Linked DNA regions of Homo sapiens: all the other regions are linked to region 4. A link is a loop called in an ENCODE intact Hi-C map of the cell type or tissue named here. Cell type or tissue: chondrocyte. All regions are shown on one strand.

Region 1 (5,000 bases), 87 kb after region 4:
TGGTTGCTGCATGCAATTTTCCAAGCAGGACACCTCTCCATGCTTGAACTCTGGATAAGACAATTCCAGAGCCCCTTCAGGGCTACCGCTAGGGCTGTCTCAAACTGGATCACTCCCTTGTTTAGGACCCCACTGTAGCTAGTGCATAAGCATTCTTAGGCTTACACATTGCAACTTAGCAGGGTACTTGTCAGTTCTCCCCAGATAGCTCTCTCCTTACTTTACCGTTGAGTATAAATTCTTTAGGGTCAGGTACCAATTTTAATCATCTTTATGTTCCTAGCACATAGCACAGTGCCAGCATCACAGGTGCTCAATAAATGATCAATAAATTAAATTACAATTACTCAGCTAAATAAGAGCCAAGAGAGTAGAAAGTACTTTCTTCGCATATGAAGAGGCAAGGACTTATTGAATCTGGCACCTCAAAGGGTATCGGGACCTAAAAGTGAACAGGGACTACACAGTTAAGTCTAAGAGGGGGAAGTCAAACAAGTGAATGGACAAATACACATCACAGAACAAGGGTATCTAGCCCAACTGGGGAGGTGGAAACATGGATTGAAGCATTTATTCTACCTTTAGAAGTTATTGCACCTCTGCTTTTCACTAGTCACAGAACAGGTCACTCTGACTCATCTATTCTCTCCCTCCTCCTCAACCTGATCAATAGCATCCAGTTGCAGGTAGACCACCTAGGTGTGGAGGTGAAGCCAGGAAATGCAGCTCCTCCTCATCCAATGAAACAGGCCCAGTCAATAACCAGCATAAGATCTAACAGCCGGGAATATTTGTTTGTACAATCAGTCTGGGGCTCAAACCCACAAGTGTAACTGGGAAAATGCCCTAGCCTAGTAGTCTGCCCATCCCCAGGACAGATGCCTAAGGATGGGTAGTCTGTGTTTTGCACAAAGATACCTAGTGGCAAGGTTAAGCAGGGGTAGAAATCCAACCTGCGTTTTAATTGACAAGCCATGTGCCTGACTCAAGGCTGTGTCAGCTCAAGAAAGGCACTATCAGCCTGGCCAAGCTCTGCCCTTATTTCCAGAGGGGGCACGTTGTACTTAAGGATACCCCGTAGGCTGGCAGAGGCCCTGTCTGTGTCACAGCAAAGCAGCTGGTTGGCTGGGGGTGGGATAGAAGGCAACAGCATAAACCAGACAACGGCACCTTCCCAAGCTGGAGAGCTTGGTAGGAGGCCTGGGTGAAGCACCCATGCCAAAGGAACTGAGCTGCAGTGTTCAAAACCCGACTGAGCTGCACTGTGTGCGCACTGAGGGCAGCGCAGGGGGGAATTCAACTCCACCTCAGATATTTCTTATCACGCACACCTCACGGTTAGCTCTGAGCTAAAAACACCGCCTCTAGCCTGGGACAAACCTGAACCTGACCCACACCACCACACCCCCCACCCCCCAAGCCTCTGGCTACCTTCTCCTTTCTAAAAAAATAACCCCCCAGGAAGCGCTCCACGTGCTGCTGGTGCGAGCGCCGGCGCGGCGCACTAAATCATCGCTGGCGTCCACATTTCAAAGCGGAGCCGGAGGAGTGCCGGTGATTTCTGGGTGCCACACCGATCACTCCCAAGCTCTGATCTATGGATTGTTTTGATTTCCTCCTTTGAACTCTTCCTATCCCGCTCCAGCGGCAGACAGAGATACTGAATTAAGCGACAGACAAGTTGGAGACAATGAGCGCCGGGGGCCCCCTCCCTCCCCCGGCTCCCCTCCCCCCTCCTCCCCGAAATTTGCAGACATCTGCTAGCTGGAGCCCAGCGTTGGAGTCATAAAGAAGAGCTGGCAGGAGAGTGATGTACAGCCCTGGGCCCTCCCGAGTGACTGGCGTTAACCTCCAACGGAGAGACGCTCACCCCGTTTACGACGGAGCCCTTTGTTTTACACCACTCAGCAGAGGTGCCTTGGCCATACTGAAGATTTAACCAAATTATAATGAATGATCCTCAGCAGCGCTGTGCCCCTAATTAGAACAAGTCGCACAGACATATTGTCTCCCTGATTTCCTCTGTTCCATTTCTCGCACTCTCTTTCTCTGCTCAGGACACATGGGCCCCATTAAACATTCTAGTATTTAATGTGGTTCCTTTAAATTACTTCTCAAGTTTTCGAGTTCCATTTAGAATTGGATTTTACTCTTTGGACTGTGTTTTTGATTTGGGGCTTTGTACGTTTCGTAACCGCTCTTTTTCTCCACCTAGTGGAGATTTTGGACACCACTTAGTAATACACGCGGCTGCAGGACAGGCAGCCAAGCCTCTGCGGATTGGAAGGTGGTCCACTGGGACCCTCCATTCACTGGAGACTTCTTTTGCACTTCTCCTGGAGGAGAAAGAAGAACTTGATGCAAACATAGGCTGACATTGTCGATTTTATGACCCTCGGTCTGATCACCTCATCCCCATCACAATTAAAGGGGTGAGGACTTTCTAGGTGTATCATAATTTATACTTTTGCTATAAGAGGGAAAAACACTTTCCTTGGCCCATCCTGGAGGTCAGTGTAAAAAGAATATATATTTGAATTCACTTAAGATGATCATGGCCTCAACTCTGTAGAATCCATGTTCTGGAGAAAAGGAGTTTTCGCCTTTAACAAAGCAGATATGAAGACTTACACTTTTTACAGAGGTTGGCAACAAAGACAAATCAAAAGCATGCATCAGGCAGCCCAGTAAGCTGAAATTCTGTCTTTCTTGGTAACTTGTATGTATAAATTTTACCCTATGTGTCTGGATTTAGAAGCACTACATACACACACCCACACCCAGATAGGGATCTAGAGGGAGAGCACTGAAGAGATTCCAGGGGAAGATAGCATCAACCACAGCCGCTGGCTGGGTCTGTGTGAAGACGGATTCCACACCCTTCCTGGGTTCATAAGCAGCAACTAAGAGTTCCTTAGATTAGGAATATTCTGGGGGAAGCCTCTGAGTTGGAAGGGTTTTTTAGATACTCTGGTTCCCCCTACCCCCGCCACCCTATGCCAGGAAGCTCTCTAATACATGCCGGCAGATGTCCACGTGGTCTCTGAAGACAAGACACCTCAACCCCCCAAGACAGCCTGGGGCATCTGAGAGTTGCTCCAAGGCATGCAGTGGAGCCAGAAAGGCAGAAACCCTGAGAATCCATTTGTGCAATCTTGGGGAAGGCATTCAATGTCTGTGATATCTCACTCATTCAACAAGTATTTACCAGGTCATGGTCTAGGTGCTGAAGATACAGCAGGATGCAATTTCTTGATCGTTCCAATTACCTGGATCCATAGCATGGAAATAATAGCTCACCTTACAAATGGGCTCCTGCTTTTGACACTTGTAAGTGGTATACAACTGACACTATTTCTCTTGATTATAATGATCAGAAAGGTTGTCTTTATTTACAGGAAGGTGTATTCCCTATATCTTGCACCCTTTGGTTTTAGTTCTACCTCAGCTTCTTCCTCAATGGCATGCATCTCTCTCACAAATCCTGTTTGCATTTCCAGGCAGAATGTTCTCTGATCCTTCAGCCTCTCCTCACACCACATAATTTCTTGAACTTTCTTCATCTTAAGCAGTCTATCTCTGAGCACACTCTGATTCATCAATGCCATTCCCAAAATCTGATGCCCCAAATTGAATATGATACTCCAGATATCATCTGACTAAAAATATAATGAGAACACTCCTTCCCATGAGTACAGAAGATTTCTCTGAATACTTCTGTCTCTTGTTGCATTGGATTGTTAGCAATCATATCACACTCTTGGCTTATTCTGAGCTGGTGGTCATGGAAAAGCCTCAGATATTTTTCACGTGATTTCCTGCCAAGGCGATGAGCCCTCCTCTGGTTTTTTTGTCGCTTGTTTTTTGCATGTAAATGCCAGACTTTCCATTCAGGCCTGTTCAGTTGTGTCTTATTGTTTTTGACCCAACATTCCAACCTGTCAGGACCACTCTGGGCCCTCATTCTGTCACCTCTGGTATTAACTCTCCCTCTCAGATGTGTGACATCTACACCTTTGATCAGTTTGCCTCCTGAATTTTCATCTAATGATAAATCAGACAGGATCAAGGTTAGAGCTGCTGGCACTTTGTAAGAAACCTCCTTGAAGGTTGATATCCATTGTCATGAGTTGGACCCATGCACCTTCAAGAAGCAAGGAGCAGGAACCTGGAGCAGGACTCTATGCACACCCACTCCTATGACTTCCTTTGACTTCCCTCTGATCCCGCCTTCCTCTTCCTCCCTCCTGAAATCCATGTCTTTGTCTGCATCCTCCTCTCTAGGTCTTCTCCATGATCTTTCTCACTTCTACCCCCATCCTGTGTCCACCTGATCCACGCTGCTTAACCCTTGGTCCCTGGGTGACAGGTCTGGGGTTTGCTGGCACTAGTCCTGCCCATTTCTAGACTATTTCACCCAGAGTGTCAGACTTTCGCTCCCAGCCAAGCCCTTGGCCCAGGCCAATGTGTGACTTCTCTCCCTACCACCCTGATGGGGCTCAGCACCTGGTCTGTGACATCCATTCAATACTCAACACTCTTTGGATTCAGCTGTTGAGACAGCTGCAAATACACAAAACCACTGCTCTCATCCAACCCACATTTCACCATCTTAACCACAAGGAAACCATGAGAGAAACTGTTAACCCTAAGCTGAAATCAAGACCTGCAATGTTTATGGCAGACACCTGATTCACAAACATAGTAACTTTATCAAAAAAGGAAATGAGGTTACTTTGGAATAACTTGTGCTCAATGAAGTCATGTTGCTTTCAACTGACCACTGCATTCCTTCCTAAATGCTCACTCACCATCTGCTTTTTAATGCATCCTGCTTCTCTGTTGTCACCTACCTCAAATCTACTTGTCTAAAGTTTCCAGAAACAATTTCTTTTCTTTTTATGAAAATCAGGATAATCTCTGACCAGTTCCTGATTCTGGCACCACCTTCTATTCTCCACAATTACTTAAAAGTTACTGACTGTGGCTCCCCAGCCCCA
Region 2 (5,000 bases), 110 kb after region 4:
CTCTTCCTCTTTTTATAAGGCCACAGTCCTATTAAATTAGGGTACCACCTCATTTAACCTTAATTATGTCCTAAAGATCTTATCTTAAGATATAGTCACATTGGGGGTTAGGGCTTTAACTTATGAATTTGGAGGGGACACAATTTAGTCCACAGCAAGCAGTTACTTTTTTTTTCTTTTTTCTTTTTTCTTTTTTTTTTTTTTTGAGACAGGGCCTCACTCTGTCACCCAGGCTACAGTGCAGTGGCATGATCGCGGCTCACTGTAGCCTTGACCTCCCCAGCTCAAGCAACCTTCCTGCCTCAGCCTTACAAGTAGCTGAGACTACAGGAGGGCACCACCATGCCCAGCTAATTTTTTTATTTTTTGTAGAAACAGAGTCTCCCTATGTTGCCCAGGCTGGTCTTGGACTCCTGAGCTCAAGCAATCCTCCTACCTCAGCCTCCCAAAGTGCCCAGGCCAGAGCACAGTAGTGTGATCTCGACTTACTGCTTGTGCCTCCTGGGCTCAATTGATCGTCCCACCTCAGCCTCCCAAAGTGCTGAGATTACAGGCAGGACCCACTGCACCTGGCCAATTTACTCTTTTTTTTTTTTTTTGAGACAGGGTCTCACTCTGTCACCCAGGCCAGAGTACAGTAGTGCAATCTCAACTTACTGCCTCTGCCTCCTGGGCTCAAGTGATCATCCCACCTCAGCCTTCTGAGTAGCGGAAAGTACAGGCACGTGCCACCATGCTTGTCTAATTTTTGTATTTTTTTAGAGATGGGGTTTTGTTATGTTGCCTAGACTAAGGTTATTCTTATATTCTTTAAAAGAATGAAATTTTCCATGAATGTCTACTCTCAGGTATCTCGATGACCACAGACTTTAGATCTTAGAAGCATCTTAGAGGAAATCAAGCCTAAATTCTTCTTTATTTTACAAATTAATACATGTGATTCCGAGACATTAGGGGATTTGCCTGGAGCCATACAGCTGGTTAATGGCAGAGCTGAAACTAGAACAAGGTCTTCTGATTCCAGTGGTGCAGTGGCACCATTGCAAGGTCTTGGAGGAACAATGATGGTGATGATGATTCAAGACCCTACTGTTTGACAGGCATAGTATGACTTATTTTATACACACCACCTTATTTATTCTTCACAATAGCCTGGTATAATGGGTACTATTATCCACCCATATAGATGAGGAAACAGGCTCAGAGAATGAGATACCTTACTCAAATTCACACAGCTAGTTGGTAAGGGGGGCCTGGATCCAAATTCTGTGCTCCTTTGATTTCACTATGCTCTATTTCCACCGAGGAAGTGGGTTCCCTGGTGGGGCCAGGGAGGTGGCTCTATGGCTATGAGCCAAGATTTTAGGCCAAGTCAAGGTCATGGACTCTTGGGATCAGCCCTGGGGCCAACAGGCTGCCAGAAGTGACAGAACGAAGAAAGGAAAGGAAGGAGAGAAACAGGAGACAAATCTTGATGGCTTCCCCATATTGCCATTGTCCTACTTGGGGAGTTCCACCTTCATCTGTTTTACCCTTTTTTTCCTTTACCTTCGAGCTCTACGTCTCTTTATCAGTAAACTAGCCTTGCAGACAAGTGCAAACTGTGCCAGCCCTTAGGCTGCAAAGGAAATGAAGTTGGCATTCTGTAGTCCTCACCTGGCATGAATCACACACAGCCCCAAGGGACCGGGACAAGGCTACATGTCAGACTGATGGACTATTGTCTGGAGCTTTGAGAGAGGAAAAAGGGAAGGCTGCTTGCAGGAGAAAGGTGAACAGGTTGGCCCCGGCCCAAGAATGACAGAGGCGCCTTGCTCCTGCCACCCGGCTCTGCTCCTCTGGCCCAGGAACAATAACAAGGCGCTGTCAGGAAGTGACACTAAAATGCCTTTCCCCTTATACCTCGTTCAGCCTCTGGCAAAAGGAGGTTCCCGGAGGGAATATTTTTAGTTTGACAAATGAAAGCCTGGGACCGAGGACAGGAGGGATAAAGGGAGCTCTTCTCTGACACTCCTGGAGACGGGGAGATGATGAGTCAGATACAGAGGGCTTAGGCACGACTTCTCAAGACATTCCTCAGGCATGAGCACAAGCCAGCCGCTCGAATTCCTCCTGCAAGGCCCGCCACCCGGCAATCAGGGCGGAGGGGCCGGGCCAGAGGAGCAGCTCTGCTCTGTCTTCCTCTTGGCACATTGTTGGACAGCAGCTTTGGAAGATCAAAGCAGCCGCCTGTGTTGCTTTCCGGAACTGGGACTCAGGAGGCCTGGGTTCAAGTCCAGGCTTCACCATTTGCCGGCTGTGACATTAAGTGTCCTCATTTCTCCCTTTATGCCTCAGTTTCCTCATCACCAAATTGAGAGTATTATAACACCTTGGAATTATTATTATGAGGTTGTACATTTGGAAAAAAAAACCTTGAGAATGCAGTGTTTAAAAGCATTGGTTTTCTGTATTGCTCCCAGTACCCCATATGCAGATGGACTCAAAATCTCACACTGGTGGCCACGTGCAGTGGCTCACGCCTGTAATCCCAGCACTTTGGGAGGCAAAGGTGGGTGGATCACCTGAGGTCAGGAGTTCGAGACCAGTGTGGCCAACATGGTGAAACCCTGTCTCCACCAAAAATACAAAAATTAGCCAGGCATGATAAATAGGTGCACGCCTGTAATCCCAGCTACTGGGGAGGCTGAGGCACGAGAATAGCTTAAACCTGGGAGGCAGTGGTTGCAGTGAGCCGAGATTGCACCACGGCACCCCAGGCTGGGCAACAGAGCGAGATTTGGTCAAAAAAAAAATCTCACACTGGTAACAATAATAACCAGTACCTATTGAGTGCTTCTTACTTACCAGGCTTGTGCCAACTTCTCTCACATCCAACCCTCTCAATAGTTCTGTGAGGTAGATCTAATCGTTTCCACCTTCTAGACAAGTATACTGAGGCTCAGAGAGGTGGCATGGGCTGCCTAAGGTCACAGAGCTAACAGATGGTAGGCTGACATTAGACTCCAGCTCCCCCAACTCTGAAGCCCACTTTTCTTTTTTTTTTTTTTAATTATTATTATACTTTAAGTTTTAGGGTACATGTGCACAACGTGCAGGTTTGTTACATATGTATACATGTGCCATGTTGGTGTGCTGCACCCATTAACTCGTCATTTAGCATTAGGTATATCTCCTAATGTTATCCCTCCCCCCTCCCACCACCCCACAACAGTCCCCGGTGTGTGATGTTCCCCTTCCTGTGTCCGTGTGTTCTCATTGCTCAGTTTCCACCTATGAGTAAGAACATGCGGTGTTTGGTTTTTTGTCCTTGCAATAGTTTGCTGAGAATGATGGTTTCCAGCTTCATCCATGTCCCTACAAAGGACATGAACTCATCATTTTTTATGGAAGCCCACTTTTCAAATCCCTGTGCTGGGAACCCTCAGCCTGGGCCTGTACCCAGCAGGAGAACAAGATCAAGGCAGTGCGCTGGGCCAGGCACGAACTGGGGAGCCAGAGGGAGGGGAAGGAGCAGAACAGATAAAGAAATCGGAGGCGGAGCCAGGGTTCAGATGCAGAGCAGCAAGTTGAAGGAGCAGGGAAAGCACCAGGGGCTGGAGCCTGGAACCCTGGCAGCTGTCCACACTTGGTACAAACATGCTTACGGCAATATGGTGGATTGCTGGGGCAGGGAAGGGGGGGTGCACTTAAAAGTCAGAATCCGCTCATCTGATTGGAAGAGAGAATGAGGCAACTAACCATCTGTAGATAGGCTTATTTCTCACTTTTTAAACAGCTGGTTTGGGTGGGTGCTCCTAGGGACTCAGCGCAAAGTCATTGGGTGAATTCTACCCAAAATATGTAAAGCCATGATGAGCAACCCACCCCACAGGCCACACGTGGCCCACCTAGTGTCATTGGGTCCATGATTTAATTTGGGGATGAATAGTAAGAGGCCATCAACGTGTACTGCCTCTCAAAAAATTCTGATAGTGATGATATTTCTTGTTGTTAAATTCAGTGTTACTTCACTCATTAGCATCCTTCTCTTACGTAAGTGATCTAACTCTCGAGAAATCACTTTTAATCCCCTCGTAGGACTTGATACAGTTATTTTGTTTTAAGCAGAAAACAAAAGATGGCTCTTAAAGTCAATTATTGTCTTCTTTAATTCACCCTCAGGAAGGAAGGAGAGGGTGAGAAAGGGAGGAAGGAGGTAGGGGGGAAGAAGAGAGGCAGGCAGGCTACCACTGATGTTGAGTCTCAACATCCTCAAACTGCAGACCATGAACTCTTTTCTCTGTGCACTCATAGGAAGGTCATCCTACTGCCTCCTCGGCCAAGCTAAAACCCAAGAGACTTCTCACCATTCCTCTCTCTCCTTCTCCCAGGGATATCACCCCCAGCATCACTGCTAGGGCTTAGGATATCACTAGTATTCCCAACATCACTCAGTGTCTCCCTAGAAGACCTGTGAGGAGTCTCCTCTCAGACCTCAGTGTCAAGGCAAACAGCAAGTGGCTGCTTTTACCCGGTAGGTGATGTGAGCGAGCGTGTTAGAGGGTCATGTCCTCATGTTTGCGTTGGTCACTGAAAATGTTGAGAGTGGATTTTGCATCTTTCCTTTCAGGATCTCACAATGTGAATGTAGGTTCTCCTGCAAGTGTCCCCACTGACAAGACATGGGACCTTGGGCAAGTCATTTAAACTCTGTGAACCTTATCTGTAAAAGAGAGTTAATTACCACTTGCCTCATACGGCAGATGTGGAAGTGAAATTTAGATGATAGATAATAGATAGATAGATGATAGATAGATAGATAGATAGATAGATAGATAGATAGATAGATCACATGTGCCTAGCATATAATAGGTCATCAATAAATGATAGGTGGTGTTACTATTATCCACAGCAGCACCCTGACACACTATGTATACTAAATTTTCTTTTTTTTTTTTTTTTTTTTTTGAGATGGAGTCTCGCTCTGTCACCCACACTGGAGTGCAGTGGTGCCATCT
Region 3 (5,000 bases), 120 kb after region 4:
ATAGAGATGTCCACATACCCCCCACAGAAACCCTGGCAAACCCTTGTGTGATTCCTAGAACCATACTTTTCTGTACCCTATTAACTCATATGTAAAATGGGGACAACTATCTCTACCTTACAGGGTTGTTTAGAGGATTAGAAATAATAACTAGAAAATGCCTAGCTCGGGTTTAACAACAGAGGGAATCATCAAGTCCTGTTGGGCTCCAGGAATTGAGCCGAACACAGGCCTCTTCCTTGCTCAGATTCCTGTGTAGCCTGGTCCTGACATTTGGGGACAAGATGGGATGCCTGGAGTTTTGAGGAGAGGAGCCAGCTCTAAAGGGAGTGAATTTGAGAAAGATTCCCAACTAGGAGGCAGTGTTCATCTTGGCCAAAAGGCCTGGAGCATCCAGGAGTCCCCTTGGAAAAAACCTGGGGTCCACTTTCTTCCGAAAAATCAAGCAAACATTTGATTCTTTTCAGATATTTTCTATTTGATTATTTAGACAAAGAGAATATGGGGAGTTGAGGGAAGAGAAGGAAGAGCATCTTCATGAAGTCCCAGCAGAAGGGTCAGACCCGCAAAGAGGCCACAGGATGGGCAGGACAACCTCAAGTGACTCTTTTTTCCATTTATGGGGGGACAAGCTCTTGCTCTGTCACCGAGGCTGGAGTGCAGGGGCACAATTATAGCTCACTGCAGCCTCAAACTCCTGGAATCGAGCGATCCTCCTGCCTCAGCCTCCCAAGTAGCTGGGACCACAAGCATGCATCACCACACCAGGTTATTGTTTTCATGTTTCATACAGATGACATCCCACCATGTTGCCCAGGTTGGTCTTGAACTCTTGGCCTCAAGTGATCCTCTCGCCTCGGCCTCCCAAAGTGCTAGGATTACAGGCATGAGCTACCATACCCAGCCCCTTTTTTGAGGTTGCAGGGAAGAGTATAAAGAGCAAGAAGTCGTAGGGATTCCAGGTAGTTGGGAAAAGAAGATGGGAATTACCAGTCTGGGCAAAGAGACATAGGAAGGCTAAGAATCCAGGGGCCACAGGAGGTGGGAAATGTGTAGGATGCAAAACAGGCAGTCAAAAGTCCCAGATCCCAAAGGCCGCCCTGAGGGCACCTGAAAACACTCAGCTCAAGTCTGATCTTCGCCAGGCTGACCCCTCTCTTGCCTGGACCTCCCCTTCTAAGTAACCCCCTTGGGGCTCCTGAGGGTCCGAGGCTGATGGCTGCAGAAGTAGGAGGCACCTTGGAGCACCTACAAGTACAGAGATGGGCCAGGCAGACCTCAGCCTGTCAATCAGTGGAAGAGGTAGGTTTAAATCTAGGTACCCAACTCCAGATCCCATACTCTGAACAAGGATACTGGGTGTTCCCTCCTCATCTATAAAATGAGGACAATAACACCTTTCTCACAGGCTGTTTTGGGAATTAGAAACAACCCACTCACCTTCCCTAGCACATCCTAGACCATACACCAAAGCTTTCATCATGGCCAGTGGGACCATGCCTGGGCCACATTCCCATCAGTTTCTGCTATAATTTGGATATTTGTCCCCACCCAAATATCATGTTGAAATGTAATCCCCAATGTTGGAAGTAGAGCCTGGTGGGAGGTGTTTGGATCATAGCGGTGGATCCCTCATGCATGGTTTAGGCCATCCCTTTGGTGCTAAGTGTGCTCCTCTCCGAGTTCACAGGAGAGTCCAGTCATTTAAAAGCGTGCGACACCTCCTTCCCCGCACTCTCACTCTCTGGCTCCTGCTTTCACCATGTGAAATACCTGCTCCCTCTTCGTCTTCCGCCATGACTGTAAGCTTCCTAAGGCATTCCCATGCCTCCTGTAAAGCCTGTGGAACTGGGAGCCAATTAAAACTCTTTTCTTCATAAATTACCCAGTCACAGATACTTCTTTATAGCAACACAAGAACAGCCTCATATTGTCTCCCAGGATGTCAATGGCTGGGCACTCACTTTGTTAATGCTGTGTTATACTCTCATTCTACTAAATGGTAATGCCTTTCCTATATCTCCCATTGTCTTACACAGGGCCAAAAAATATTGATTTTTTAAATTTCCATTTATGCAATGACAACAGTCAATCCAGGCCAAAACATGCTTGAAAAATGAGGAAAATGAAAAGATGACTTATAAGTCCAGAAACAAGAAGATGCAGGTGATATTTACCAGAGGGGCCACATGAATTATCCCATAACTATAAGGTGAGCATACTGTTTCCACCTAGAGAATCGCTGAGGTGGGTAAAGGTCAATGCATAATGTCATCTCTCAAGAAAAGAAATGGTACAGTGCCCTACGGTAGCATAGAGGGGCCCACATCCCTCACAGGACCCTGGCAAACCCGAGTTCTTTAAAACTTGGCCCAGGGGCCTGTCATTGCACAGGCATTTTCCAGACAATCTATCCCCACCCAGTCCAGGTAAGGTAGAGGCTGGAAGGGAGCTGTGCAACTCACAGGCGAGGCCTCACTTCCTTTGAACCCCAAGAATCTGAAGATTTGGAATCAAGCAGACCTGGCTTCAAGTCCCTGGCTCTTCAACCTGTAACTGAGAACCTAGCTCCAATTATTTATAATAAATTCTCTGAGCCCTCAGTTGAATGGAGATGACAACTTTCTTGGGCTGTTTAGAGCCCAAATGAGGTGACTTGTGGAAACACAGTTTAGACAGATGGCAGGACTCAAGGACTGGTAGCTCTTATTTCAACAGGGCAAGCTTTTTTCCTGATCAAGTCTAGCGTTTCCCAGGCCGATGCTGTAAGACTATACGTTGGGCCAACAGCACCACCTGGTGGTCAGTATAAGATCTGGCAAATCTCGCCCGGGGCTTCAGACCTAGTCTGGTCCTAGGGAGGCTGGCGTCACACACACAAAAAAAGACTGTCCCATAAAGAGGAACCTGGTTGAAAGAGGCCCCACAGTCAGGAAGGAAGCATAACCTGACCTATTTTCTTCCCTAAGAGAAGAAAACCTGGTAGTGTCCAAGAAACTGAACACTGGGTTCCATCCACCTTAGGTAAGACATTTCACTTCTCTGAGCTTCCATTTCTTTATTTGTATAATGAAAACAATGATACTTTATTTGTAAGTATCAAAAATGAAATAAATCTAGGTCTAGTGGCAGGCATCTAGTGAACACTCATGGCAATTTTTTATGTTTAGGAAGCAACTGCATGTGTCTGATCCCTAAAAGCTTTACCTAATCTTTAGACAACATTATGTCTTGTGTGTTTGGGGCAAGTTTTCAAGAAGAAACACTCAGTAGCGAGCCCTCTCCTGGGCCCAGCTCCCTACCTCTGAAGCCACCCTCTGCCTCTGGGGCCACTGCTTCAGGGTCAGACCTGCTTGGGGAGCACCTGTGAGAAGCTAGGGTTCTCGGGCACTGGCAAAGAAGGAGATCACCCATTCATTCATTCATCTAACAAAAGCACTGAACATTTGAGATACAAGGATGGTTTTGACATGGCTCCTGTCCCCAAGGAGCTTGCATTCTAACCGAGACAGCAGAATAATAAAGAAATACTTAATTGCTGACCAGGCGCAGTGGCTCGCACCTGTAATTCCAGTACTTTGAGAGGCCAAGGTGGGCGGATCACCTGAGGTTGGGAGTTGAGACCAGCCTGATCACCATGGAGAAACCCCGTCTCCAATAAAAATACAAAAAATTAGCTGGGCGTGGTGGCGCATGCCTGTAATCCCAGCTACTCGGGAGGCTGAGGTAGGAGAATCGCTTGAACCCGGGAGACCGAGGTTGTGGTGAGCAGAGATTGCGCCATTGCACTCCAGCCTGGGCAACAAGAGTGAAACTCTGTCTCAAAAAAAAAAAAAAAAAAAGAAAGAAAGAAAGAGAGAGAGAGAGAGAGAAAGAAATATTGAATTGCGACAGGCCAGGTACTCTGACAGAAATGTGTACTGTTTAGAAAGATAGCACAGAGGAGAAAGTAGCCAATTCATCCTGGGGGAGTCTGATGGATCGAACATTTCAACAAACACAGGAAAGAACCTACCAAGCGTGGAGCACAATGGGAGGACCTGGAGATTCAAGGATGAGTAAAACCCAATCCCTTGCCCAAAGAGGTTGTGGTCAACCCGGGTAAGGGAAAGATGCAGAGAGAACATGATGTGTGGTCTGGGACTGCAGGGGTGTTGGTTAGGGGAGCTTGAGGCAAAGTGAACAGCCTGAGCAAAGAAAGACTTAGAGTAGAGACGGAGCAGTGTCCACCAAGTGCCTTCTCCACACTCATCCTTTGTGTCTTCTGAGGTGCTTCCTCTGCTTTGGGATTCAGGAAATGCAATTTTTAAAATTCAATGCCATTTTTTAAGCCTGCTTATCCTCCACTCTGGTCCCTTTTCCCTGGGGTTGCAGATGTGCAAGGCCTGAATCACATCACCCAGAACATGCCCAGGCAAGCCCACTCCCTACTTATGTTGCCCTGGCACGGGCGACACCTCCATCCCCAACCCCCTCGGTTGTGAATCCTCTCTCCAAGGTGAACTTCTCACCAATGGCCTGGGACAGCTTCCCCAAGTGTCTACACCACTGTCCTCCCTCAACCCCCAAACTACCTGAGGCTCCAGTGTCCTTCTGCCCTACCAGCTGGAGGAGGCTGGGATGGAGGGCCATGTTATAAGGGTGCTATGGTAGAAGAGGGGCCCACAGGTTCTAGGTGCCCTTGCTGATCAGTTCCAAGAGAAGTGAGTGGAAACTACCACCCAGGCAGCTTCATTTCCTGAGAGCCTACTGTGTTCATTCACTCTTCAGTGGCAGCCGAGCAAGGCAATTAAGGGCTTAGGGCCTGGATTTCACATCCAAGTTGTATCACTTCCTGGCTGGGTGGGCTTGGATAAGTCACTTCGACTCTCAGTGCCTCCATTTCTTTTTCTGTAAAGTGTAGACTAGGGCTTTTGTGAAGATTAAATAACATAAAGTACTTAGAAGGCTGCCTGGTACAGAGCAAGAGCTCATTAACCATTAGCTATTGTACAACAATA
Region 4 (5,000 bases):
ATGATTCTGAGAGGTGTGTATCATCCCCATCTTACAGATGAGAGAATGGAAACGGGGTGGTTAAGATGACTGTTTTAAAAAGGTAACACAGCCGGTGAGGGGCACAGCCAGAATTCCAACTTAAATCCACCTGGTCCAAAAGTCGTGGTGCTTCCCTGTCTGGGACATTTCCTCTTCCACCTCTCATATCCCCAGATTTTCTGGCTGTCCCTCATACAAGTGTGGTTCCCTTCTTCATGTAGATGTATATCCTATCTCTCAAATCTCTTCCTCTCCATACTCAGATAAATACATCCTTCTTCATGAAGCTCAGCTAAAATTCAGCTCTACCATTAAGGTCTTAGTACTTCCTAGTCTCTGATACCAACATCCCCAGGTTCACTCAGTACCTAAGCGCATGGGCTACTCCAGTGTGGCACAGAGTTAGGAGTTGCAAGCTTCCCAAATGTGGCATTTCAGAACTTCACATTGAAGAGGGGTAGATATGGTTTGAAAACAGTATAGCTAACATAATTGCTTGGGCTTCTTTTTGGTTATAATAATGTATTTTAAAAACTTTAAACAACATTCAAAGAAGAGCATGATATTGTTATATCTATCAAAAGGGGACATGGATTTTAAAAAGAAAAGGTTATAAAAAACTAGTCCACACTGTTATGGGAATTTATAAATTTTTCTGATGTCCTTTTACTATTTCTTCTTGTGGTTGTCATATCTCCCCTAACTGTACTACAAAAGTCTTGCAGGATGGAGACTGACTATGAATTTTTTCTTCTTTGTATTTTTCCTGATGGTCTTCACCCAGTAGATACTCCATAAACAGGTCACCCAATCTGTTCTCAAGCATGATTTGTTTCTGGTTCCTGAGGGACCTTTTTTGCTGTTCAGTCAAATCTGCTCAGCCCAACTAAATAAAGGATCTGGGTTGGTTTTCAAGCAAAAATAGGTGATTTGAAGGAGAGAAGAGGGGGATTAAAAGAACAGAAACCAGCATGATATAATGTCATTAATTGGAACCTACCATCTCAGGAGGGCTGAGCTAGAGTTTAGCCCTTGAACTCCACTAAATAATTTTCTTAGTTAATTCACATCAGTGACAAAATTGCTCTGGAACATGTAATCTTCATAAGGAAACAAACTAGTGCTGAATCCCCATAAAGCACATAAAAAAGAAAGAGGTATGCTTAGGAGCCTACTATGTGCTAGGTTCTTTTTTTGGAGGGGGAGGAGTTGGGGAGGTGGGAACAGAGTCTCACTCTGTTATTCAGGCTGGAGTACAGTGGTGCAATCTCAACTCACTGCAACCTTTGCCTCCCAGGTTCAAGTGATTCTCGTGCCTCGGCCTCCCAAGTACTTGGGATTACAGGAGCCTGCCACCACGCCCAGCTAATTTTTTTTTTTTTTTTTTTTTTTTGTATTTTTAGTAGAGACAGGGTTTCAGCATGTTGGGCAGGCTGGTTTCCAACTCCTGACCTCAAGTGATCCGCCTGCCTCAGCCTCCCAAAGTGCTGGTATTACAGGCATGAGCCACCGTGCCCGGCCTGTACCAGGTTCTAATCACACATTATTTCAAAGTCAGCCCAATTCAAACAACCAATGGGTTGTTGTTAACTCCAGTATCCATCAAAGCAAGATCTCCTTTTGAGCAGTCCCTTGATAGTCTAATTCTAGTTGTCTAGACTTTAAAATTGAGGGAAACGCTTTCAGCGGAAACTGCCCACCCCTTTTAATAGAGGTTTTGCAGAAAGACTGTAGTATGCAACAAAGTGTTTTCTTCCTTAGACAGATGATAAACTTTGGGAGTTGGGGTGGGGCAGGTTGAAAGGAAAAACCAGATCTTTGGGGAAAGAAAGTTAAGCGATTTAGGTTGTCACAATGGGACCTCTTAACTCCCACTCCATGGAAGACTGGCAAATACTTGAGTCATCCACTCCAAGTCTCTCTTCTCCAGCTTTTTCCAGATTCCAATCACATTCACCACAAAGAAAACTGAGTTTGCATTTTAAAGCTGAGATTGAGTTCCTCGTCCAAGGGGAAATTAACCGGAGGTGTCCCTTCAGTACCCATCTCCCATCAAAGAGAAACTGCTTCTGAACAAGAGAAAGCATCGTGGAGGTTTATTTAAAATCACAGAAAGGTAGGGCTGGAAGAGAAATCTATTAATAGTTACGTCACTAATGCGAAAAGTGAGAAAAATGACTTGTCCGAGTTATATCAGGGTGGACCCCGGGCAAGACTCAGGTGCCTCTGCTGTCAGCTCACCTTTCAAGTTTCTGGTCCCCACTCGCACCCACTGAGACCAGAGACCGATTTACCTGAGGCAGAAGGTGCTGCACGCATTCTTGTGAAATTTGAGGGGACCGAGAAGGAATCTCAGGAAGTTTGTTTACACTGGGGGCCTGGAGACCTTCGGGAAAATAGCCAGAACCAAAACGGACCAGTCAGCAGACGCAGACACACACAAAGTGACAGGGACACAGAAGCAGAAGCTGAACTGGGCAGAGCGGGCAGCGGCCGACCCACCTCGCACGGCCGCCCCCGCCAGCGCCAGGTGCAGGGCTCATAGCGGGCCAGCAGAGGGCGCGCCGCCCCCAGGGAGCCGAGCGGCGGCCGCGCGGAGCCGGGCGGGCTAGGGGAGCCGCAGGCGAGCCAGTCGCGCCCCTGAGGCTAGGCCACTCAGGGTGCAGGACCCGGCCAAGGAGGAGGAGGATGGTGAGGAGCGGAACCCCCTCGTGGGCCCGAGGGGCAGACAGACAGGAGTGCTTCCTAAGAATTACATCACGCTGCGCAACGCTGCGGCTCTCGGACTCCCTGGTGCAAAGGGGGGTGGGGTAGGGGCTGTGTGTGTGTGTGTGTGTGTGTGTGTATATATGTGTGTTGGGGGGAGGGGACTTAGAGCAAGAGCCCGGGAGAGAAGAAGACGCGCTCGGGGAAAACGCTCCATGCACATGGAGAAATTTCTTGCTCCGAACTGCATGCACCGAGAAACGAGCCCCCAGCACTTCCCCGCTGCTCCCCTCCCAGTGCAAAGCACCCAGCTAGTGAGAAACCCTCCAGCCCCACCTCAAGCACCGCCCCCCCTCCCCAAACACCGGCTCTGCACCCTCCAGCCCGGCTCCAGCGCCGCCGCGAGCTTTCCCCAGGACTGGCCCTGGCGGGGCGCCTAGAGCCCCAGTTGCATTGCTCCAGGAGAAAGGAGGGGGGCGGTGCATTTTGCAGGAGGAGGAGAAGGGGGGTGGGTGGTGGGGGAGAGAGAAAATTGCGCGGAGACCTGCCAAGCGCCACCGCCGCCGCCACCGCCGCTGCCGCCGCCGCCGCCGCCGCCTGTGAGCTCCGGCGGGCAGCCGGACTGTCGGCTTCCCGGGGCATCTGGGTCCGGCGGGGCACAGCCCTGGGCGCTGCCGAAGCCGCCGCCGCCGCCTCCGCGGCGAGTACAGGCGGCTTCCCCCGGAGCCTGTGCAGCTCCAGCTCCTCGGGGGTGGAGAAGTGGGGGGTGGGGTTGTTGTTTGGGGGGAAGAAGGGGGAGGGGGCAACGCCGAGAGAGTCAGTGGTTTCCATGGTGATGGAGCTGAAAGTGCAGGAAATTTAAAGGCTTGGACCCTGCGAGACAGACAAACCGGTGCCAACGTGCGCGGACGCCGCCGCCGCCGCCGCCGCTGGAGTCCGCCGGGCAGAGCCGGCCGCGGAGCCCGGAGCAGGCGGAGGGAAGTGCCCCTAGAACCAGCTCAGCCAGCGGCGCTTGCACAGAGCGGCCGGACGAAGAGCAGCGAGAGGAGGAGGGGAGAGCGGCTCGTCCACGCGCCCTGCGCCGCCGCCGGCCCGGGAAGGCAGCGAGGAGCCGGCGCCTCCCGCGCCCCGCGGTCGCCCTGGAGTAATTTCGGATGCCCAGCCGCGGCCGCCTTCCCCAGTAGACCCGGGAGAGGAGTTGCGGCCAACTTGTGTGCCTTTCTTCCGCCCCGGTGGGAGCCGGCGCTGCGCGAAGGGCTCTCCCGGCGGCTCATGCTGCCGGCCCTGCGCCTGCCCAGCCTCGGGTGAGCCGCCTCCGGAGAGACGGGGGAGCGCGGCGGCGCCGCGGGCTCGGCGTGCTCTCCTCCGGGGACGCGGGACGAAGCAGCAGCCCCGGGCGCGCGCCAGAGGCATGGAGCGCTGCCCCAGCCTAGGGGTCACCCTCTACGCCCTGGTGGTGGTCCTGGGGCTGCGGGCGACACCGGCCGGCGGCCAGCACTATCTCCACATCCGCCCGGCACCCAGCGACAACCTGCCCCTGGTGGACCTCATCGAACACCCAGACCCTATCTTTGACCCCAAGGAAAAGGATCTGAACGAGACGCTGCTGCGCTCGCTGCTCGGGGGCCACTACGACCCAGGCTTCATGGCCACCTCGCCCCCCGAGGACCGGCCCGGCGGGGGCGGGGGTGCAGCTGGGGGCGCGGAGGACCTGGCGGAGCTGGACCAGCTGCTGCGGCAGCGGCCGTCGGGGGCCATGCCGAGCGAGATCAAAGGGCTAGAGTTCTCCGAGGGCTTGGCCCAGGGCAAGAAGCAGCGCCTAAGCAAGAAGCTGCGGAGGAAGTTACAGATGTGGCTGTGGTCGCAGACATTCTGCCCCGTGCTGTACGCGTGGAACGACCTGGGCAGCCGCTTTTGGCCGCGCTACGTGAAGGTGGGCAGCTGCTTCAGTAAGCGCTCGTGCTCCGTGCCCGAGGGCATGGTGTGCAAGCCGTCCAAGTCCGTGCACCTCACGGTGCTGCGGTGGCGCTGTCAGCGGCGCGGGGGCCAGCGCTGCGGCTGGATTCCCATCCAGTACCCCATCATTTCCGAGTGCAAGTGCTCGTGCTAGAACTCGGGGGCCCCCTGCCCGCACCCGGACACTTGATCGATCCCCACCGACGCCCCCTGCACCGCCTCCAACCAGTTCCACCACCCTCTAGCGAGGGTTTTCAATGAACTTTTTTTTTTTTTTTTTTTTTTTTTTCTGGGCTACAGAGACCTAGCTTTCTGGT
Region 5 (5,000 bases), 350 kb after region 4:
CCTTTGGTCAATGTTCACTAGTTATCTTAATTTGTTTTCCAAACCCTGGAAGGCAACTGTGCTACACAGAACCCCAGTGCCAAGATCCCACCGTTCACATTACTCTCATCCTTTCGGGAGTAATACTTCTCATTACAAATCAATAAATGCACATTTTGAAACACATTCATGTCATGCAAAGTAAAACTGGCCAGCATCTCCACTGGCACAGTGGCTCCCAGATCAGATGAACTCCACTGAACCAAACTTTGCAACATCAGACTCATCAGTCAAAGCAAACCTTCTTATTACAGAAAATTGTAATCTCTCACGTTATTGTAAAATAAGACAATAATTTGCAATACTCAACATGATAACTCGGTAGAGATGTTTAGTTCAATATGATTTTATTTAAAAATGTGTACAGCTGAAGGAGGGATCTGATCTTTTGTTAAATGAAACCAATTTTCACGGTATATATTTGGCCATTTTAGCTTCGTAGTGAATAATAACAGAAAAGGAAGTTTCTGTTCAAGATCCTCACTCCAGCACACTCAGCCAGGTGCCTGGCAAGATGACACATTTCCTGGTCTGAAGCTCACAGCCAATCCTCTCACTGAAGTGAAACACCAATTCTCCAGGCATACACACACATACGCACATCTTATTTTCACTGCTCTACACAGGGACCTGAGAATCCTTAATTTTAAAGTTGGGAAAAACGTGAAAGGATTCCTTAACTCATTGTCTGCGACAAATCCAACTACCTGTTAACTCTTAACAATTGCAAGTATAAAATACTTGAAATTTACAAGATGCTCCATTTAATGGAACAACTCAAATGCTAAAAAATTAGGTCAAATAACATGCTTTAATATTTTTAAATGTTACTTAAAACTTATTGAGACAAGATACGCAGCACATTCTTGGTATTATAAACTCCTACTGACGACTGCTACTTGATGGCCAAAAACATTTAAAGAAAGAGAAGAAACCATACTGGTATACAACAATATCTGCAGGGAATGTCATGTTTTACATTTTGTTAACTGAAATTAAACCTGACAAAAAAACCAAAGATCTACAAAACCGACACCCATGTCATTTTAAATGATGAGGTAGATTGTTTCCTATGCAGTAAAGTGAAGATAACAAAAAAATCCATACAACTTCCAAATCCTCTTTAAAAAAAAAAAAAAGTTTGGGTTATAGTCACTTTCACAAACAAGACATTCATAAACTATAAGGTGGAGAGGTCATACTCAGGCAGGTTCTGTACTTGATGTGTTACTTGGAGATTCAATAATCAGTCTTGGGTCAATCAACTCTTTCCAAAATACAGTGATCTGAGGAAAAAGACAAAATACCCAGTTTAGGCACTTCATTTTGAGGTCATACCGGTTAATTCAGCCACGTAAATTTTCCGTCTGTGTAGAATGATTGAAGAACGGGAATAATTTGGGTTCCAATAAACTGAGTTCAATTGCAGTATAGTAACTCTTTAGGCCAGGCGCTGTGGCTCACACCTGTAATCCCAGCAATTTGGAAGGCCGAGGGGGAGAAATGCTTGAGCCCAGGAGTTCAAGATCAGCCTGGGAAACCTAGTGAGACCCCATCTCTATTATTTTTTTTAATTAAAAAACAAAACAAAAAAAAAGAGGCCAGGCATGGTAGCTCACGCCTATAATCCTAGCACTCTGGGAGGCCAAGGCAGTCGGATCATCTAAAGTCAGGAGTTCAAGACCAGCCTGGCCAACCTGTGTCTCTGCAAAAATACAAAAATTAGCCGGGCATGGTGACGCATGCCTGTAGTCCCAGCTACTCGGAAGGCTGAGTCAGGAGAATCGCTTGAACCCAGTAGGTGGAGGTTGCAGTGAGCGGAGATCGCGCCACTGCACTCCAGCCTGGGTGACAGAGTGAAACTCTGTGCTGGGAAAATAAATAAATAAATAAATAAATAACTCATTTACTTAGAATGAAGCTAAATTTTACATTAAACATATTTCATCTTTCTTTGATTAAGAGCAGGAGATGCAGGGGTTGCGGGAGGGAGTAGCTCCCCCAACCCCTGCATTTGATTTGCCCTGTGGACAGGTGGCCTGGAGACCTTCTGGCAACTAGACATGGTCCAGATGGGTATCATTAGGCTGCTGATGCCCTTTTGCGCCGCTCTGTAGTTCTTATCCTACACTACCTAAAAACAGGAACTATTTCACAGCCCACCAAGAGAAAAACTCTAAGGCTTGGTCCTATGAATGAATAATGAGGGCCATCTAGTGTCAAAAAAGGTAATTACAGGCTTTTTGTTTTTGAGATAGGGTATCACGTCTATAGTCCAGGCTGGAATGCAGTGGCATTCAGGACTCACTGCACCTTCCACCTCCTGGGCTCAAGCGATCCTCCTGCCTCGCCCCCACCACCCCCAAAGGTGGCTGGGACTACAGGCATGTGTCACCACTCCCGGTTAATTTTTGTATTTTTTTGTAGAGACGGGGTCTCGCCATGTTGCCCAGGCTGGTCTTGAACTCCTGGACTCAAGGGATCGGCCCGCCTCAGCCTCCCAAAGTGCTGTGATTACAGGCATGAGCCACGGTGCCCAGCCTAATTACAGGCTTTCTATTCTACTTCAAGTCTCTGTTTAGGGCATAGAGAGAAAAGCCTCCAAGGTTTAATTTTCCAATGCGGTTTCCAATTTCAACCAAAAAAAACTATTGCAAATAAAGAAATACAGGAGACCAGGCCAAATCTGCTGATCCTACCACAAACACTAAAAATGTGTTTCTGGAATAAATCCCTAAAAGTGTCATCTACCTTAAAGACAAGGTAAAACACAGTCTGGCTAGGGTTTCTACAAGTTCACACTTCAGAAAAAATATGTTTGCAATATTGAAACTTACAGAATAATATCTATAACATTTCAAGTATAAACACCTTAAAAGAGAGCATTTTCTTAAATCTAACTTCCATTTAATGCCACCATAACCTAATGAGCTAGCCACTGCCAGCAACTCTGGTAGGTCTGGCTGCTTAAAAAGGTATAAATCGGCCGGGCGCGGTGGCTCACACGTGTAATCCTAGCACTTTGGGAGGCCGAGGCGTGCAGATCACGAGGTCAGGAGATTGAGACCATCGTGGCCAACGCGGGGAAACCCTGTCTCTAGTTAAAAAAATACAAAAAATTAGCCAGGCGTGGTGGCAGGCGCCTGTAATCCCAGCTACTCGGGAGGCTGAGGCAAGAGAATGGTGTGAACCCGGGAGGCGGAGCTTGCAGTGAGCGGAGATCACGCCACTGCACTCCAGCCTGGGTGACAGAGCTAGACTCTGTCTCAAAAAAAAAAAAAAAAAAAAAAGGTATAAACCATATACTTCCCAAAATGGCAATTTAAGGATTTAAAGAAAGTCAGAGGATGAGATCATCATTTTATGTCACTCTTCAAACTGTTGTGCTATTATAAGTTGGAACTCTCGGGCCAGGCATGGTGGCTCACCCAGGCACGGTGGCCTGTAATCCAACACTTTGGGAGGCCTAAGTGGGCAGATCACTTGAGGTCAGCAGTTCAAGACCAGCCTGGCCAACATGGTAAAACCCCGTCTCTACCAAAAATATAAAAATTAGCTGGGTGAGGTGGCAAGCGCCTGTAATTCTAGCTACTCCAGAGGCTGAGGCATGAGAATCGCTCGAACCTGAGAGGTGGAGGTTGCAGTGAGCCAAGATCATGCCACTGCATTTCAGCCTGGGCAACACAGTGAGACTCTCTCAAAAAAACAAAAGTTGGAACTGTGGTAACACTTGGGGGATAGTGGTGACAGCAAGGGGACATAATAGAGGCTTCTGGGAGTGGGTGTTATGTTCTATTTCCTGATCTGGGTCTGGTTACATGGGTATGTTCATGTGAAAGTTGTTCAAGCCATGTAGTTATATGCACTTCTCTGAACGTGTATGCCAATAAAGTTTCTAAATATGCTACCCTTTCCTACTGGAATCCTTATATAGCTATAATTTTAAACAACTGTACACTCTTAAAGAAAAGTTTGTTATTTGTGCATCTTGTCACATAGGCTCTATGAGGGCCAAGATGGCGCCCTGATTTGGCACTGGTATTGCCACACCATAAGAAGGTCAGATTCCCCCCAGGGCCTGTAGTGCAATGTCACCTTCCAAACCACAGGTAATTGGTCAAGAGAGAACGAATGGCCAAGCAACGCAAGAAGAGAAGCACACCTACCTTGCTCTCCTGTGTCACAGCGTACTCCACTACCTCGGCTCCATTTTCATTGTGATAAACTAAATCAAATTTCCCAGGTTCTCTCAAGGCTGAAACAAGAAGATAGGGAGGAAAGAGAGTAAGTCATTTTTCAATAGTTAAAAATGTTCCTCTATGGGGAATTTATATCATTAAGAAAACAACCACAAACAAACTGTCAATTAATGTGAAGGCTGGGTATGTACAGGAAAGCACAGGGTGCTCAATACTGGGGGATCCTGAGAAAAACTCTGGACCAGGGGGACTTCTCAGCCATTTATCAGAGAAAATCTTTCCTTCATAAGCTTGATGAACTGTCATTAGTACTACCAGAATTGAATATGGCACCACAAGATAATCCCCAAAATTAATTAATTTATGTGTTTCAACAAGGGAAGGTAATATGAAATGCTGCTCTGTCCTTAGAAATCACATATGCTTCCTACTACTTGGTAACACAGGCAGTCCCCCTTTTTTTTTTAAGACAGAGTCCTGCTTTATCGCCCAGGCTGTAGTGTAGTGGCGCAATCTCGACTCACTACAACCTCTACCTCCTGGGTTCAAGTGATTCTTGTGCCTCAGCCTCCTGAGTAGCTGGGATTACAGGCATGCACCACTATGCCCAGCTAATTTTTGTATTTTTAGTTGAGACAGGGTTTCACCATGTTGGCCAGGTTGGTCTCAAACTTCTGGCCTCAAGTGATCTGCCCGCCTCGGCCTCCCAAAGCGCTGGGATTACAGGCGTGAGCCACCACACCCGGCCTCAGTCCTTGCTTT

What was found. Peaks named below come from ENCODE experiments on the same cell type or tissue, not always from the same donor. Only the 100,000 strongest peaks of a DNase experiment are listed, where the experiment ranks them.
Region 1: a loop joins it to region 4, with 5 times the contacts of the local background. A loop is called at or near these places in 44 of 110 quality-filtered maps.
Region 2: it touches region 4 in a loop (2.7-fold over the local background); 8 of 110 quality-filtered maps call a loop at or near these places.
Region 3: a loop joins it to region 4, with 7 times the contacts of the local background. A loop is called at or near these places in 105 of 110 quality-filtered maps.
Region 5: it touches region 4 in a loop (12-fold over the local background); 15 of 110 quality-filtered maps call a loop at or near these places.

What each region holds. Positions count from the first base shown.
Region 1 is chr17:56,677,139-56,682,138 of GRCh38, forward strand. No RefSeq gene overlaps it. Among named protein-coding and RNA genes, the nearest start is that of NOG, 86 kb to the left of the region's middle. In chondrocyte, CTCF peaks have their summits at 95, 2,194 (motif pointing left) and 2,400; no DNase peak of the experiment used is centred here.
Region 2 is chr17:56,697,605-56,702,604 of GRCh38, forward strand. No RefSeq gene overlaps it. Among named protein-coding and RNA genes, the nearest start is that of NOG, 110 kb to the left of the region's middle. RefSeq lists enhancers at 1,119-2,095, 1,120-2,319, 2,096-3,072. In chondrocyte, no CTCF peak of the experiment used is centred here; a DNase peak (open chromatin) is centred at 2,137.
Region 3 is chr17:56,713,272-56,718,271 of GRCh38, forward strand. No RefSeq gene overlaps it. Among named protein-coding and RNA genes, the nearest start is that of C17orf67, 120 kb to the right of the region's middle. In chondrocyte, CTCF peaks have their summits at 2,818 (motif pointing left) and 3,064; no DNase peak of the experiment used is centred here.
Region 4 is chr17:56,590,086-56,595,085 of GRCh38, forward strand. NOG (noggin) reads left to right here and starts at 3,614. Exons shown (of 1, transcript NM_005450.6): 1 at 3,614-5,000. The coding sequence starts at 4,139. The coding sequence ends at 4,837. RefSeq lists a silencer at 2,467-2,676. In chondrocyte, CTCF peaks have their summits at 2,578 (motif pointing right), 2,789 and 4,728; DNase peaks (open chromatin) are centred at 2,709, 4,133 and 4,766.
Region 5 is chr17:56,937,830-56,942,829 of GRCh38, forward strand. COIL (coilin) reads right to left here. Exons shown (of 7, transcript NM_004645.3): 6 at 4,206-4,294; 7 at 370-1,325. The coding sequence ends at 1,242. Among named protein-coding and RNA genes, the nearest start is that of COIL, 21 kb to the right of the region's middle. In chondrocyte, CTCF peaks have their summits at 2,248 (motif pointing left) and 2,475; no DNase peak of the experiment used is centred here.